Linked DNA regions of Homo sapiens: region 2 is linked to region 1. A link is a contact called in ENCODE Hi-C or POLR2A ChIA-PET data. All regions are on one chromosome and are shown on one strand. The core of a region is the stretch at or near the end of the contact, and the rest is flanking DNA. Distances in the headings are between cores, read along the strand shown.

What was found. A loop is a pair of places that touch in the nucleus more often than their neighbours do. ChIA-PET counts read pairs that join two places held with the same protein, here RNA polymerase II (POLR2A). Pooled maps may share reads with other maps.
Region 2: a map of PC-3 shows a loop between it and region 1 (2.8-fold over the local background). The contact joins the enhancer-like site here to the promoter of LINC01144 in region 1. A Hi-C loop is called at or near these places in 5 of 168 maps with a recorded cell type or tissue (Caco-2, HepG2, K562 and 2 more) and 7 of 50 pooled maps. POLR2A ChIA-PET finds 5 or more read pairs at or near these places in 7 of 52 experiments (A673, AG04449, AG04450 and 4 more).

What each region holds. Positions count from the first base shown.
Region 1 is chr1:45,299,908-45,307,858 of GRCh38, forward strand. LINC01144 (long intergenic non-protein coding RNA 1144) reads left to right here and starts at 4,003. Exons shown (of 1, transcript NR_024270.1): 1 at 4,003-5,712. LOC105378691 (a long non-coding RNA gene) reads right to left here and starts at 3,839. Exons shown (of 3, transcript XR_947287.4): 1 at 3,585-3,839. RefSeq lists silencers at 330-624, 3,726-3,905 and enhancers at 3,576-3,635, 4,096-4,335, 6,506-6,685.
Region 2 is chr1:45,243,914-45,251,864 of GRCh38, forward strand. No RefSeq gene overlaps it. Among named protein-coding and RNA genes, the nearest start is that of ZSWIM5, 41 kb to the left of the region's middle. Within about 2 kb of position 2,923, at least 3 of the 41 ENCODE cell types and tissues checked have a DNase peak (open chromatin) inside an H3K27ac peak, as active enhancers do; they include PC-3, where a contact is called at or near this core.

The DNA.
Region 1 (7,951 bases), core at 2,753-5,252:
CTATAAGGATTAGAAACAATATGTGTAAGTGTGTTATACCCAGTGGCACTCACTAAATGGTAGCGATTGCCTGGCAAAGGTGAGTCTCTTTATATTTATTTACAGTGTAAATACTGTTTCTCTCTTAATTCTTACAATCACCAGGCTGCATGCAGGGTCTGCCCACCACAGATGTTGCTGTGAGGGGCTTGGCTGGGTTGAAGCTAAGCCCTCTTGCTGGGCATAGACCTTGCTCCAGGTCAGATATGGGAGTTTTGGCTCTTCTGACTGTGGTTGGGTGACCAACTCTCCCACCTGCCTGGGATTATCCCAGCTTTAGCACTGAAAATTCCTTGTCCTTGGAACACTGAAAGTTCAGTCCTGGGAAAACTGGGATGGTTGGTCACCCTATCAAGGCAGCTGGCCAGGACAGATGGAAAGGTATCAGACCTTGTGGGAAGAAGCTGGGCTTTTCGACAACCTTTCCAACTTGCTGGATGAACACACCAGGCTGGGGACCACTCAGCCTAGACTGAGTTAAGCTGAGGCCAATGATGACATCTACAGGTCATATGAAAAAACTGCAGCCTAAGAATCACCCACTTGGCCCGTAAGTGGTTCGTTCATACATTTATTGTGGTTCATATATTCATATATGTAATGTGAATAAACATATTCATATATTTATTGTGCTCTCAACACTGGGCATAAGTCTCAGGGGTCTTGGAAGGCATCCGCAAGCAAGTGAAATTTATGCTGAGGCTTGGTGATTGAAAAAGTGTTAGCCAGGTTAAGGTGAGAGGGAAAGAAAGAGCATTCCAGGATGGAGAAAACAGCAAAGAAAAAAGCCCTGAGTGCGAAGGAACAGAAAACCTTCAAGAAACAAATTATGGCATGGAGAAGGGGACAGCGGTAACCAAAAAAAGCTGGAGAGTTTGTCTGAGCCTAATCAACCATGGAAAAAGTTTCTGTCTTTACCCTAGGAGCAATCAGAACTTATTGAAAGGTTTTAAAAAGCAGGATAGTAACATAATTAGATCTGCATTTCTCAAAGTTAACTCTGGCTACAGGGTGGAAGCTGGTTTAAAGAGTAGCAAGCCTACCACTTCAACCCAGGGGGTCAAGGCCACAACGAACTGAGATCACGCCAGGGCACTCCAGCCTGGGGTACAAAGTGAGACCCTGCCTCAAAAAAAAAAAAAAAAAAAAAAAAAGAGTAGCAAGCCTAAAGCCAGGGAGGCAATTAGAATTAGAATATCATTGCAGTGTCCAGGTGGTACAGAAGGTGGTGGGGACAAAGGGAGGAAAAGAAAGGTGACCGTTGGTAAGAAATAATGGAAAATTGGCCGGGCGCAGCGGCTCACGCCTGTAATCCCAGCACTTTGGGAGGCCGAGGTGGGCGGATCACAAGGTCAGGAGATTGAGACCATCCCGGCTAACACGGTGAAACCCCATCTCTACTACAAATACAAAAAATTAGCCAGGCGTGGTGGCAGGCGCCCGTAGTCCCAGCTACTCAGGAGGCTGAGGCAGGAGAATGGCATGAACCCAGGAGGCGGAGCTTGCAGCGAGCTGAGACCACGCCACTGCACTCCAGCCTGGGTGACAGAGCGAGATTCCGTCTCAAAAAAAAAAAAAAAAAAAAAAGGAAAATTAGCCAGGCATGGTGGTGTGTCTGTGGTCCCAGCTTCCCAGCTTCTCGGGAGGCTAAGGCAGGAGGAGCTGGAGAGGTTGAGGTTACAGTGAGGCATGATTGCACCACTACACTCCAGCCTGGGCAACAGAGCGAGAACCTGTCTCAAAAGAAAAAAAAAAGGGAAAAGGATTATGGAAATAGAATGGGCAGGGCCATGGTGATTGACTAGAGGTGCGCATTGAGGAATAGGGACATTCAAGTAACCAGACCTGTAGGTTTCTGGCTAGGAGAGCAGTGGAACAGCTACTGAGATGGGAGCATGAGAAGGGGGAGGATAATGTTGGGTATGATTGATTTGAGGTCCCTGTGGGACATTCAACTCAAGATGACAAATAAGCAGTTGAATAAAGGTTAGGAAGGGAGACTTCACTGTGTGGATCAACTGCATGTAGATGGTAACCAAAGCTCTGAGCAGCACCAACATTTCAGAGTGGGCAGAGGAAAGACAACATGGCTAGAGCAAAACCAGGCGAATGTGGCACTATGAAAGCTGGGAGAAGAATGTTTCACAAAGGAGAGAATGGTCAACTGTATGAAGTCTTTTAGAGAAGCAGTGAAATGAGATCTGAAGATTGTCCATAGGACAACATGAAGATCATTGGTGACCTTAGAGCCTTTGAAGGTGCAGTGATAGAGAGAAGCCAAATTAGAATGAGTTGTGGAGTGAGTAGGAGGTAAGGTTGTGGAGAAAGCGAGTGCAGACAATTTGAATAAATGTAGCTAAACAAGTCACTAGTGGGAGGGTAAATAGGTAAAATCATAAATTAAACACACACATAGCTTTTACCCCAACAATTCTACTTCCAAGAAATCAGCCTACAAATATACTCCATATGTGCACAAAGACCTACAGAAAGGATGTTTACTACACCATTTTATAAACAGCTACAATGTTAATCAATAGGGGGCTGGTTAAATTAATATAACACATCCACACAATATAACACACACAGGGTATTACGTGGCCATTAAAAATACCATGGTAGGCTGGGCGCAGTGGCTGACACCTGTAATCCCAGCACTCTGGGAGGCCAAGGCAGGTGATCACCTGAGGTCAAGTGTTCGAGACCAGCCTGGCCAACATGGCGAAACTCCCTCTCTACCAAAAATACAAAAATTAACTGGGCATGGTGCAGGTGCCTGTAATCCCAGCTATTCTGGAAGCTGAGGCAGGAGAATCACTTGAACCCCGGAGGCGGAGGATGCAATTAGCCGAGATCGTGCCATTGCCTGGGCGACAGAGCAAGACTTCTGTTTAAAAAAAAAAAAAATCATGGTAGGGCCGGGCACGGTGGCTCAGCCTGTAATCCCAGCACTTTGGGAGGCCAAGGCAGGCAGATCACCTGAGGCCACGAGTTCCAGACCAGCCTGGCCAACATGGCAGAAACCCCCATCTCTACTAAAAAGACAAAAATTAGCCCAGCGTGGTGGCGCATGCCTGTAATCCCAGCTACATGGGTGGCTGAGACACGAGAATCGCTTGAACCCAGTGGTGTGCCACTGCACTCCAGTCTGGGCAACAGAACCAGACTCCATTTAAAAAAAAAAAAAAAGTACATATGGTAAATATTATGTGTATTTTACCAAAACAAGTTTTTATTTTTAAGGCACAATCTTGCCCTGTCGTCCAGGCTGGAGTGCAGTGGCGCGATCACAGCTCACTGCAGCCTTAACCTCCCCCAGCTCGGGCGATCCTCCCACCTCAACCTCCCGAGTAGCTGGGACCACAGGCCTGCGCCACTACGCCCGGCTAATTTTTGTATTTTTGTAGAGACGGGGTTTCACCATGTTGGCCAGGCGGATCTCGAACTCGTGATTTCAAGTGATCCGCCCGCCTCGGCCTCCCAAAGCGCTGGGATTACAGGCGTGAGTCACCGCACCTAGCCGAAAAAGAATTTTTTAAAGTCACCATCTCTACGAGGTTTTTCTGGGCCACCCCCCGGTAAAATGTCAAGCCCTCGACGAGCCGGGAGAGAGTCGGAATCCTGTGGGGGAGGCAGGGGCGTGTCCAGAAAGGCGGGAGCTTCCGGAACCGCTTAGAGCTAAGGGAGCTCGGAGCGGGGGCCGGGGCCGAGGGCGGAGCAGGGTGGGGAAGGGGCGGGTCCAGAAAGACGGGAGCTTCCGAGGCCGCCTCCACAGGAAGGGAAAGGGGCGGGAGCTTGGAGGGGGCGGGTCCAGAATGGCGGGAGCTTCCGGGGCCGCCGCCTCTGGAAGGAAAAGGGGAGGGAACGTAGAGGGGGAGGGAACGTAGAGGGGGCGGGACCAGGAACGAGAGCGCGTGGGTTTCTGGGGTGTCCGCCGGCGCCCCCTGGGATTGGGGAGAGAGGGAAGGGCTGAGGCTCACGGTTTCGGAGTAAGGGGAGCGGCCCGGCGAGCCGCCGCGCCTGGGTTAAGAGCTGCAGGAGGAACGTGGCTTCACGAGTTCGGCTCCTCGGCCATCCACAGCCCGGGCCTCCGCCTCTGCTGACCTGGCGGCTGTAGAAGGCAGAAGAGGCCTGAAACCTGCAGCAGGAGCACCACCCTGCCCCGCGGCCCCGCGCGCCCTCCAGTGGCGTCATCCCATCCGCTTTGATCTCGACTGGCGCGCCTACCCTCGGCAGCGGCACCCCTTGGGAGCGCAATCGCGGGCAGACTCCGAGGACCCATCTTGCGAAAGTTCTGCGAGGTCCTGACTTTAAGGGAACAGGGGTCGTACTTGGGCCATGGCCGGAAGGGAGATCCAACATCCATGACGACGTCTACCCCCCAGCCTGCCCCTTCAGAGCCCAGTCTGTGCCTTGCGTCAAAGTCAAGCAAGGGCTCTTGTAGGGCACCGAGCCCCAGCCAAAATCACCCTTTTCTTTCAGATAGCCCCCACTTACCCCCAGAAACCTTACTCTCTCCCTCGGGAGCAGGTGGGAAGTGAAAGGCCGGGGGGGCTGTTTCTGCTCTGCTTGTCTGTACCTGTGGCCCTTGAGTGGAAAACCCCGCCGCTGGACCAAAGACCTGGAGGCTCCAGGATTGCCCACTTGGGACCCTGACTATGAAGGGTCAAGATAGCCCATTCTGCCCCAGCACTCAGAGCCCTATTACCAAGGCCCCTACTCCAAGAATCCACCATCAAAACCGGGGCCCTGCCAGTGCCTTCCCAGTGTTCAGGCCTAGGGAAGAATAGCCCCATTATGCCTGTTACTCCTGATCCTTCTGCAGTCTCTCTCTTTGTGACCCCATGGCCTTTGCTGCTATGTCTGCCCTGGCCCCACAGAGTGCCAGGTCAGAGCCACCCTGGCCTACATAGCAGGGCCCCGGTTCACAGGCTAAAACCTGGGCCTCCTGCCAGGCTGCAACTCCCAGCTGCACACCGCAACCTGAGACATCTCAGCATATTCTAGGAACTAGTAATGGGGACGCTTCCGACTCGCTGGGGAAGGGAGATGAGGGCCTCTAGCTCTCCATGCCCAGTCTCTCATCATCAAAGTCATTTAAGGCCCCAGCGACCCCAGGGTTCAGCAGCATCCTGTTCATCATGAGCAGAGGGGTGACTGAATAGAATGGGAGGCAGGTGTGGCCTGAGCAGTTCCCAACCTGAATTTTCCTTTGAGCTTGGTGATTTGGGGCGGGGGATTGAGATATTTTCCTTTCACTTGTGGGAAATCTTGGGGCCCCACAAATCACTAAGCTGAAGGGAAAAGTCAAGCTGGGAACTACTCAGGGCAAACCTGCCTCCCATTTTATTCAGTCACTCCTCTGCTCGCTGAGATAGACACATACCTGATTGCCTCCTTTGGAGAGGCTTGTCAGAAACAAAATAATGCAACCATTTGTCTCTCAGCTACCTGCGACCTGGAAGCCCCCTCCCCACTTCGAGTTGTCCCCGCCTTTCTGGACGGAACCAACGTACTTCTTACATATATCGATTGATGTCTCATGTCTCCTTAAAATGTATGAAAACAAACTGTGCCCTGACCACCTTGGGCACATGTCGCCAGGACTCCCTGAGGCTGTGTCACGGGCACGCATCTTCAACCTTGGCAAAATAAAGTTTCTGAATTAACTGAGACCTGTCTCAAATTTTCAGGGTTCACATTTTGGTAATCATTGAGGGATTCTGAGTGGAGATGCCCCTGACTTTTGACAAATCTCCCATTGGTGCATGGTACCAGCATGAGCTAACTTTATGGCTCAAACCAATAGGACAATTTGCTGAGGTCTGAGAGTACCCCGTCCAGAGAATCCCTGATCTCCCAAAATTTAGTCAAGATCTAAAGTTTATTTTGCTGTACAACTCCTCTTTTTCTAGAGTTTTACTTGCTTCCAACACAAGGAAGGCAACTTTTCTCCTGCTTCCATGACAATGGAATGCAGGTAACTCCTATGGAGTCTGAGCTCACTTCTAACAGGGAAGATGAGTTTGTTTTTTGTTTTTTTCCTGCTTCTAGGATGGTAGAAAGCAGCCTTCGGCCTGAGACCCATCCCTAGATAGGTAACTGAATTGGGGTTTGTCTTGGATAAAGTTAAGATTAACAACCAGCTGGTCTTAATTTCTCCTTACCATTAGAGCGCTCAGTGATCATATTGTTGGTTTTTTTGTTGTTGTTGCTTTGTTCCAGTCTGAAGTTGTTGTTTAAGGATCCTAATTCTTGTTCAGAGATGCATTCTAAAGGGTCTTCTCTATTGCTTTTTCTCCCAAATTTAAACTTAATTCGGTTTGTCTGTGTGCATTTGCGTGAAGAAGTGAACTGTTGTTTTCATACGTTAATGACAGTTTTCTCAGCTCTGAAGAGAAAAGGCATTTACTCCTCCCAGCTGAAAGCGCCCCTAGGTGACTGGGGGCCTCATGGGAGTCTCTGGGGGGGTTAACCCCTTGCGACGTGCAGCGGCCCTGGAGGGAAATCCCCAACAAAAATTAATTTTAAAAATGGCTCATCCAGGAAACGCATATAAGGGCTGATCGCCCAGCCTTTTGAGCCTTTTCTGGGGTCATAAACCTCTGGAGAGAGAAACTGAGACATGTAAGAGGGTGGAAACGACTCAGCGATGACACACTGTAGCATCCTGCCCACAAGCAGCACATAGCAATCAAAAAACCTGGGCCACAGCTCAGTTCCTCCTATTAAGAGAGAAAAAAAAATTGGGAAACAATATAAGAATGAGGAGGAAACAAAGAGAATGACCCCCTTTCCAGCACTCCATAGGTTGTATGGCACATCTACTTGCCAAAGTTTATGTAAAATGGAAATAATATGGTCTTTGTGCACATTTACATTAAGGAAAAAGAGCCCTAAGATCGACCTGCAAATTATAGAGTTCCTAAGTGCTCTTTTTCTCGATTTTTTTCTTTTCTGCCTGCTCTAAATCTGCTGTTATTTTTCTATTAAGATAAAAACCACTGCATCCAACAAGTTCTTTTTGCAGGGTGGTGAATTTGTGTTTATCTCATGGCTAAAAGTTCTGAAGTAAAAGCTATAGGATATTTGTTTATGTGTGTGTCTATGTGTGTGTGTATATATATTTAAAAGGCCTTTATAATTTCTACGATTTTATGCTTAATTGGCAATTAAATCTGTTTTAATTTCCCTCTAGCACACCAAACGTTTTCTCTCCGACCTTATAATGTAAATTTTGCTATTTGACTTTCACCTAAGTTGTTTCCTTTAATATGCAAATTTAAGGCTATTTAGCTGAAAACTGCCCAGGGTTATGAAATAGGTCATCAAGAATCTGAAAGTCTAATATAGGGGAAAAAAAGGTTTTCATAAATCTGTAAAATGTAGTTCTAAAGCATGCCTAATATGTCTGTGTATTTATGTGTTGTGTACACAGTGTTTCACTACTAAAAATATATAAAAGAGTGCTAATTAATTGGCTTAAAACAATGAAAAGCGCTTAAATCATATACTACAAAAGACTAGTGAAATGCTCTTTCAAGTTTATGTAACTTAAGTAAAATCTTTAATAAATAAGCTTGCTTTAAAATTAATGGTAAGGTAATATTAGAAACATCTTAAGAATTGCCCGCCTACATTTTTCTTTGCATGTATTAATGAAGCAATTTCATACTCATCCCTGCCAAATATTATAAGGTGTCAAAATTTGGCATAGGGGTAACAAAACTATAAACGCAGCCCAAGACAGAATGATCTTGCTTGTGTAACCTTTAACAAATAAGATGTTGATATTGGTTTAATGAATGTAGTTATATCTTGAATTATTTAGTAAAATTACCATAACCTCTAATTTTGTGGCTTTAGGCAGTCTAATCCACAGATGGTAGGTAGGTTTGTTTTGGGAAAGGAC
Region 2 (7,951 bases), core at 1,673-4,172, 57 kb before region 1:
CTTACCCCACTTAGAATGGTTATTATTAAAAAGAAAAAATAACAGATGCTGTCAAGGATACAGAGAAAAGGGAACTCTTATACACTGTTGATGGAAATGTAAAACAGTACAGCCATTATGGAAAACAGTATGAAGATTTCTCAAAAAACTAAAAACAGGACTGGGAATGGTGGCTCACATCTGTAATCCCAGTGACTCAGGAGGCTGCGGCAGGAGGATGGCTTGAGCCCAGAGTTTGACATTACAATGAGCCATGATTGTGCCACTGCATTCCAGCCTGGATAACAGAGCGAGATTCTATCTCTTAAAAAACAACAACAACAACAACAACAAAAACCAAAACCCTAAAAATAGAACTACCATATGATTCAGAAATCACACTAATGAGTATTTATCCAAAGGAAAAGAAATCAGTATATCAAAGGGATACCTGAGCTCCCATGTTCACTGCAGCACTATCCACGATAGCAAAAATATGGGATCAACCTAAGTGTCCATCAATGGATGAATGGATAAAGAAAATGTAGTATTATCCACAATGGAATACTATTTAGCCTTAAAAAGAATAAAATCATGTTATTTTTAGCAACATGGATGGAACTTGGAGTCATTATGTTAAATGAAATAAGCCAGACACAGAAAGATAAATATTGCATGTTTTCACTCATATGTGGAATCTAAAAAAGTTGATCTCATGGAGGTAAAGTAGAATGAGAGTTACCAGAGACTGGGAAGAGTGTGTGAAGCAAGGGAGATGAAAAGAGGTGGGTTAATAGGTATAAACATATAGTTAGGCAGAAAGAAAAAGTTATAATGTTCAATAGCAGAGTAGGATGACTATGGTTAATAATGTATTGTATATTTCAAATCAGCTAGAAGAGAGGATTTGAAATGTTCCCAATGCAAATAAATGATACATGCTCAAGGTGATGATAGCCTAAATATGCTGACTTGATTATTACACATTCTTATGCATGTGTCAAAGTATCACATGTACCCCATAAATATGTACAAATATTATATATTAATTTTAAAAACACCAAAAAAACCCAGTGGTTTATCTTCTTTCAGAAGAGTTATAAATAATACATATAGATATTCTCAATTTGAGGAGTTGGAGCTTAATTTCTACCCTCTCCCTTCTAAAGATGAGCTATGCAGAGTAACTCTCTATAAAAGGATAAAGCAGGGAAAGGGAGAAATAGTAACTTTACTGCATGGAAAGCTAGCAGATACCACTTTAACCAAGTGATGAAAGTTAACGTCATTAGTGATATCATGTGGGTATCACTCATTGTTGATAGGATCTAATGAGAAGGGCACTTCACCTCTGTGATACTCTTTCCAAAAACCTAAAAGTCCAGTGTAATCATGAGAAAACATAGTACAAACTCAGATTGAGGAGCATTCTATGAACTACCTAGCCAGTACTCTTCAAGAAAATCAAGGTCATGAAAAACAAGGGAGGACTGAGAAACTATTACAGACTAGAGAAACCAGGAAGACATGGCAACTAAATACTAGTGTGTAGACATACAGGTAGAGAAAAAATTGATGTATCAGAAATGTATTTAGGCTGGGCGCAGTGGCCCATACCTGTAATCCCAAAACTTTGGGAGACCAAAGTGTGAGGGTTGCTTGAGGCCATCAGTTCAAGACAGGCCTGGGCAACATAGCAAGATTCCATCTCTATTTAAAAATTTATATACATATATATATGTATGTATTTAGAGACAGAGTCAATAGACTTTGGTGTTGGGACTGATGTGAGAGTGAAGAAATTTGAGGACTCATGAATAAACCCCTTTGATTCAGCAATTACTGGATGGTGGAACCATTTTGTAAAATGGAGAACAATGGAGATGAAGATGGGAGTGGGCAGAGATAATAATGTCAGTTTTCTATGTCTACTGTTGGAGAGAAAATTCTGGCCTGGAGATAAAGTTGAGCACAACTGACATATAGATGGTAACCGAAATGATGACAATGAATGAAATCATCTAAGGAGAGAAGTTAGTGTGGCAAGAAAAGAAAAGAGCTGAAGAAATAGCCCTAAAACACCCTAACACTGGAGGATGAATAGTGGAGGAAGAGCCAGCCATTAGATGAGGAAGAAGCAGAGATATGTAATAAACTCCAAAAGAGAATGACAACATGAAAGCCAAGAATAGAAATTGTTAAATGCTGCTAAAGGCTGAAGCGTCCCTTGGATTTAGTAACGAGAGGTTACTGATAATAAGAGCATTGGAATGATAGAAATGAAAGACAAATTAAGTGGTTTGAAAAGGGAAAGGCTTAGGACTTCTGATTTTAAGATGGCAGAATGATTACTTACAGTAGTCTCCAAAAAATATAAGAGACTCCTTTAACCCAAGCTTTGAGAAGTGCATTGGTGAGAGGAGAACTACCATCCTTGAAAGGCTCTGTATTGGCCATTCTCTGCAAGTCAGGAATGCCAGTGGGTGATATTGTTTGGCTGTGTTCCACTCAAATCTCATTTTGAATTGTAGCTCCCATAATTCCCACATGTTGTGGGAGGGAGCTGGTGGGAGATAATTGAATCATGGAGGCAGTTTCCTCCATACTGTTCTCGTGGTAGTGAATAAGTCTCACAAGATTGGATGATTTTATAAGGGGTTTCCCCCTTTCGTTTGGCTCTCATTCTCTCTTTGCCTGCTGCCATGTAAGACATGCCTTTTGCCTTCTGCCTTCTGCCATGATTGTGAGGCCTCCCCAGCCATGTGGCACTGTGAGTCCATTAAACCTATTTTTCTTTATAAATTACCCAGTCTCAGGTATGTCTTTATCAGCAGTGTGAAAACGGACTTCACTATCTTGCCTCAAGTCTGTGTTTACTCTCCAACTCTGTCATAATCTAGATTGTAGAGACTTTGATTGTATCACCTTTCCATAACACCTAACCAACTTCTGTAAGTAGTTGACATTTTGCTGACTGTACAATGAACAGGAAGTCACATAACAAATACCCTGACTAGATGCTTTTGTAAGACACATGCATAGCCTGGAGTGGAAAATAAACATCATAAAAGTTCAGGAAATTGCTATGTTCTGAATGTCTGTGTTCCCCCGCCAAATTCTTATGTTGAAAATGAATCACCAAGGTCATGGTATTAGGAAGTGAGGCCTTTAAGAAGTGACTAGGACATGAGGGCTCTGCCCTCACGAATGGGATCAGTGCCTTTATAAAAGAAGCCCCAGAGAGCTAGCTAGCTCTTTCCATCATATGGGGATGGGGATACAGCTTAAAGATACCATTTATGAACCAGGAACCAAGCCCCTACCAAACACCAAATCTGCCAACGCCTTGATTTTGGACTTCTCAGCCTCTAGAACTGTGAGAAGTAAATATCTATATTTACTTCTTTATATAAGGAATATCCAATATCTTCATATAAGGTACCCATTCTATGGTATGATATTTTGTTACAGTAGCTAAACAGATTAAGACAAAGACCTCTACCTCTACCCCTACCCCTACCCCTACCCCTACCCCTACCCCTACCTCTACCTCTACCTCTACCTCTTTCCTTTCTACGGTCTCCCTCTCCCTCATCTCCCCTTTCCACGGTCTCCCTTTGATGCCTAGCCGAGGCTGGACTGTATTGCCACCATCTCGGCTCACTGCAACCTCCCTGCCTGATTCTCCTGCCTCAGCCTGCCGAGTGCCTGGGATTGCAGACGCGCACCGCCACGCCTGACTGGTTTTCGTATTTTTTTGGTGGAGACGGGGTTTCGCCGTGTTGGCCGGGCTGGTCTCCAGCTCCTGACCTCGAGTGATCTGCCAGCCTCGGCCTCCCAAGGTGCCGGGATTGCAGACGGAGTCTCGCTCACTCAGTGCTCAATGTTGCCCAGGCTGGAGTGCAGTGGCGTGATCTCGGCTCGCTACAACCTCCACCTCCCAGCTGACTGCCTTGGCCTCCCAAAGTGCCGAGATTGCAGCCTCTGCCGGGCCGCCACCCCGTCTGGGAAGTGAGGAGCGTCTCTGCCTGGCCGCCCATCATCTGTGATGTGAGGAGCCCCTCTGCCCGGCTGCCCAGTCTGGGAAGTGAAGAGCGCCTCTTCCCGGCCGCCATCCCATCTAGGAAGTGAGGAGCGTCTCTGCCCGGCCGCCCATCGTCTGAGATGTGGGGAGCACCTCTGCCCCGCCGCCCCATCTGGGATGTGAGCAGCACGTCTGCCCGGCCGCGACCTCGTCTGGGAACTGAGGAGCGTCTCTGCCCGACCGCCACCCCGTCTGGGAGGTGAGGAGCGTCTCTGCCCGGCCGCCCCATCTGAGAAGTGAGGAGCCCCTCCGCCCGGCGGCCGCCCCGTCTGGGAAGTGAGGAGCGTCTCTGCCCAGCAGCCGCCCCGTCCAGGAGGTGGGGGGTGCCTCTGCCCAGCCGCCCCGTCTGGGAAGTGAGGAGCCCCTCTGCCCGGCCGCCACCCCATCTGGGAGGTGTACCCAACAGCTCATTGAGAAGGGGCCATGATGACGATGGCAGTTTTGTCAAATAGAAAAGGGGGAAATGTGGGGAAAAGAAAGAGAGATCGGATTGTTACTGTGTCTGTGTGGAAAGAAGTAGACATGGGAGACTCCATTTTGTTCTGTACTAAGAAAAATTCTTCTGCCTTGGAAAAAAAATAAAAGACAAAGACTTACATCAGTGAAGTTTTCAGGGGTCTAATGGTCTGAGGGATGGCAAGATATATTCTTCAAGGTGAAGGACAAGTTGCAGCTTGTACTTCCTACCCCTAAGAAAAAAGTTCAGTGCCTAGTGGATCTCTTTAGATTTTGAAAGCAGGACCACTTTGTTCATGAGCCTGTTAAGCGAAAATGGTGGGAGGTAGAGGGCTGGAGAAAGAGGCTGACTATACCACATTTGGGCCTGTTTCCTTCACGAAATAACCCATAAGGCTGCCAGATTTTTTTTTTGTTTTTAGATGCAGCCTCGCTCTGTCACCCAGGCTGATGTGCGGTGGCATGATCTCAGCTCACTGCAACTTCCACCTCCCAGGTTCAAGCAATTCTCCTGCCTCAGCCTTCCAAGTAGCTGGGATTACAGGTGCCTGCCACCATGCCCACCTTATTTTTGTATTTTTATTAGAGACAGGATTTCACCATGTTGGCCAGGCTGGTCTCGAACTCCTGACTTCAAGTGATCTGCCCACCTTGGCTTTCCAGTGTGCTGGGATTACAGGCGTGAGCAGCCGTGCCTGGCCAAGGCTGCCAGATTTTTTTAATTTTTTGTTTTTTTTTAGAAATAGGGTCTCGCTATGTTGCCCAGGCTAGAGTGCAGTGGCTATTCACCAGTGTGATCATAGCACACTACAGCTTGAACTCCTGGCCTCAAGAGATCCTCCTGCCTCAGCCTCCCAAGTAGCTGAGACTATAGGTGCATGCCACCATGCCTGATTAGGCTTCCAGTTTCAAATGGGGCACAAATCAAGGAAAAGAAACATCTGGATTTCCATGCAAGCTGAATACAGTGGCGCTCAAAGTGTCTGTAGCAGACAGAGATAAAATAAAGCCTCTGCCACGTCATAATAGGATAATCATAGTTTAAACTCTCAGTATTTTGGAACAAAATTATGTTTTCTTCTGCAGACAAGCATTCTTTTTATGAAAAACAGCTTCTATAGAGACTAAATAATATCATGTGACTTGAGTTGCCCATCATAAACTATTCTCTGATCCTTCAAGCCATAAATTTGACAGGTATAGCAGCATTCTATCATCAAGTGTAAGAGAAAAAGATATGTATATACAAATATGTTACATATATATCTCATATATCACATGTGTGAGATTACCCTTGAGCTGGTCCTGAAGACACATGTGAGTTGCATGAGCAAGTGACTCAGACTCCTACAGCACCTACTCCTACTCCATTAACACCTGTCCTTCAACTCAGTTACATGAGGAAGAAAAAATCCAGGCCTGATTTTCTGATGAGTCTGTGCAATGTGGTGATATCACCTGAAAGGGAATGGTCACAGCATCACAGCCCCACTCAATGGTGGCTCTAAATGAACAGGAAATCTTCCCAATGTACATAACTTTGAGCAATGCACCTGGCTGTTCACTTTGCCTGGAAGAAGAGATAGCCAGAGGCATGTATTTATATTAATTCAAGGACAATGGTTAATGAATAGTTAGTGACTTCAAAGAAATGAGATTGAAAGGAAGTCTGAGAAAGAGTTCACTACAGCCTCGACCTCCTGGGCTCAAATGATCCTCCTGCCTCAGCCTCCTGAGTAGCTGGGACCGCAGGTGCATGCCACCATGCCCAGCTAATTTATTTATTTATTTGTTTATTTATTTATTTTTATGGACATGGGGTCTCTCTATGTTGCCCAGGCTGGTCTCAAACTCCTGGGCTCAGTGATCTTCCTGCCTCAGCCTCCCAAAGTGCTGGGATTACAGGCATGAGCCACTGTTTTAATTTTTTAATAAAAATTTAAGAATTAGCTGGGCATAGTGGCATGTGCCTGTAGTCCCAGCTGCTCAGGAGGCTGAGACAGGAGGATCACTTGAGCCCAGGAGTTTGAGATATGATCATGCCTGGGTGACAGAGTGGGACCCTGTCTGTGAAAGAAAGAGAGAGAGAGAGAGACAGAGGGAGAGAGGAAGGAAAGGAGGGAGGGAGTAGTTGGTGTTTAGGTATTAATCCTTACTTCATTACATTCTTAATAGATATCGTTTGTTGAATAAAGGAGGGAGGGAGGGAGGGAGGAAGGAAGAAAGAAGGAGGGAGGGAGGAAGGGAAGGAGAGAGAGAGAAAGGAAAGGAAGAAAAAGAAAGAGAGAAGGAAGGAAGGAAAGAAAGAAGACAGAAAGAGAGAGAGAAAGAAAAGAAAGAAGAAAGAAAGAGAAAGATTGTTAAAAAAAAAGGGAAAAAAAACAGTTGGTGCTGGAATTAGTTAAGACTTCTGGATATGTTGAGATGGGATGAATGTATTTTGCACATGAGACATATGTGAATTTGAGGGGCTGAAGGGCAGACTCTACAGGGTTGAATATCCCTCAAAATCCAGGTCCACAGGAACTTCAGAATGTGATCTTATTTGGAAATAGGTCTTTGCAGATGGAATCAAGTGAAGATGAGGTCATATTAGATTAGGGTGGGCACTAAATATGACTAGTATCCTTCTAAGAAGCCCATTTGAAGGCACAGACAAACACAGGAAAGAAGGCTATGTGAAGACAGAGGCAGAGATTGAGGTGATGCAGCTACAAGCCAAGAAAGGCCGGAGATTGGTGGCAACCACCAGGAGCTAGGGGAGAAGCACAGCATGATTCTCCCTTAGAGCCTCCAGAAGAAACCAGCTCTGCTAACACCTTGATTTTGGACTTGTGGACTCCAGAACTGAGATAGGGTAAATTTCTGTGGTTTTAGGCTACCCAGTTTTGGTAATTTGTTACAGTAGTTGGTGTTTAGGTATTAATTGGTACTTCATTACATTCTTAATAGATACCTTTTGTTGAATATCTGGGTCACAAATCATTTCTTCCAATTCACCACTTAGCTTTTGACTTTGTCTATGATGCCATTGGTATATGTAGTTTTAAACGTAAAATGTATCAACCTTTTCTTTCATGTTTTGTGCTTTTTGTGTCCTGTTTAAGAAATCCTTCCTACTCTGAAACAATAAAGATATCTCCCACATTTTCTTCTAAAAGTTTATATGAATAATGTGGGATAGAATTATATTTTTTTCAATCAGTTGCTCCAGCACCATTTAGTAAAGAGCCTATCCCTTCTCCACTGAGATGTAACTCCATCTTTATCATGGATCACATTCCCTATATGCATGGGTATGTTTTTAGTCTCTCTCTTCTGTTCCATGGATCTATTTGTCTATCCTCGTACCAAATTAATTACCCTAACTTTATAGCAGTGGTTCCCAACAAGAGGCAATTTTACCTTCCAGGGCACATTTGGCAATATCTG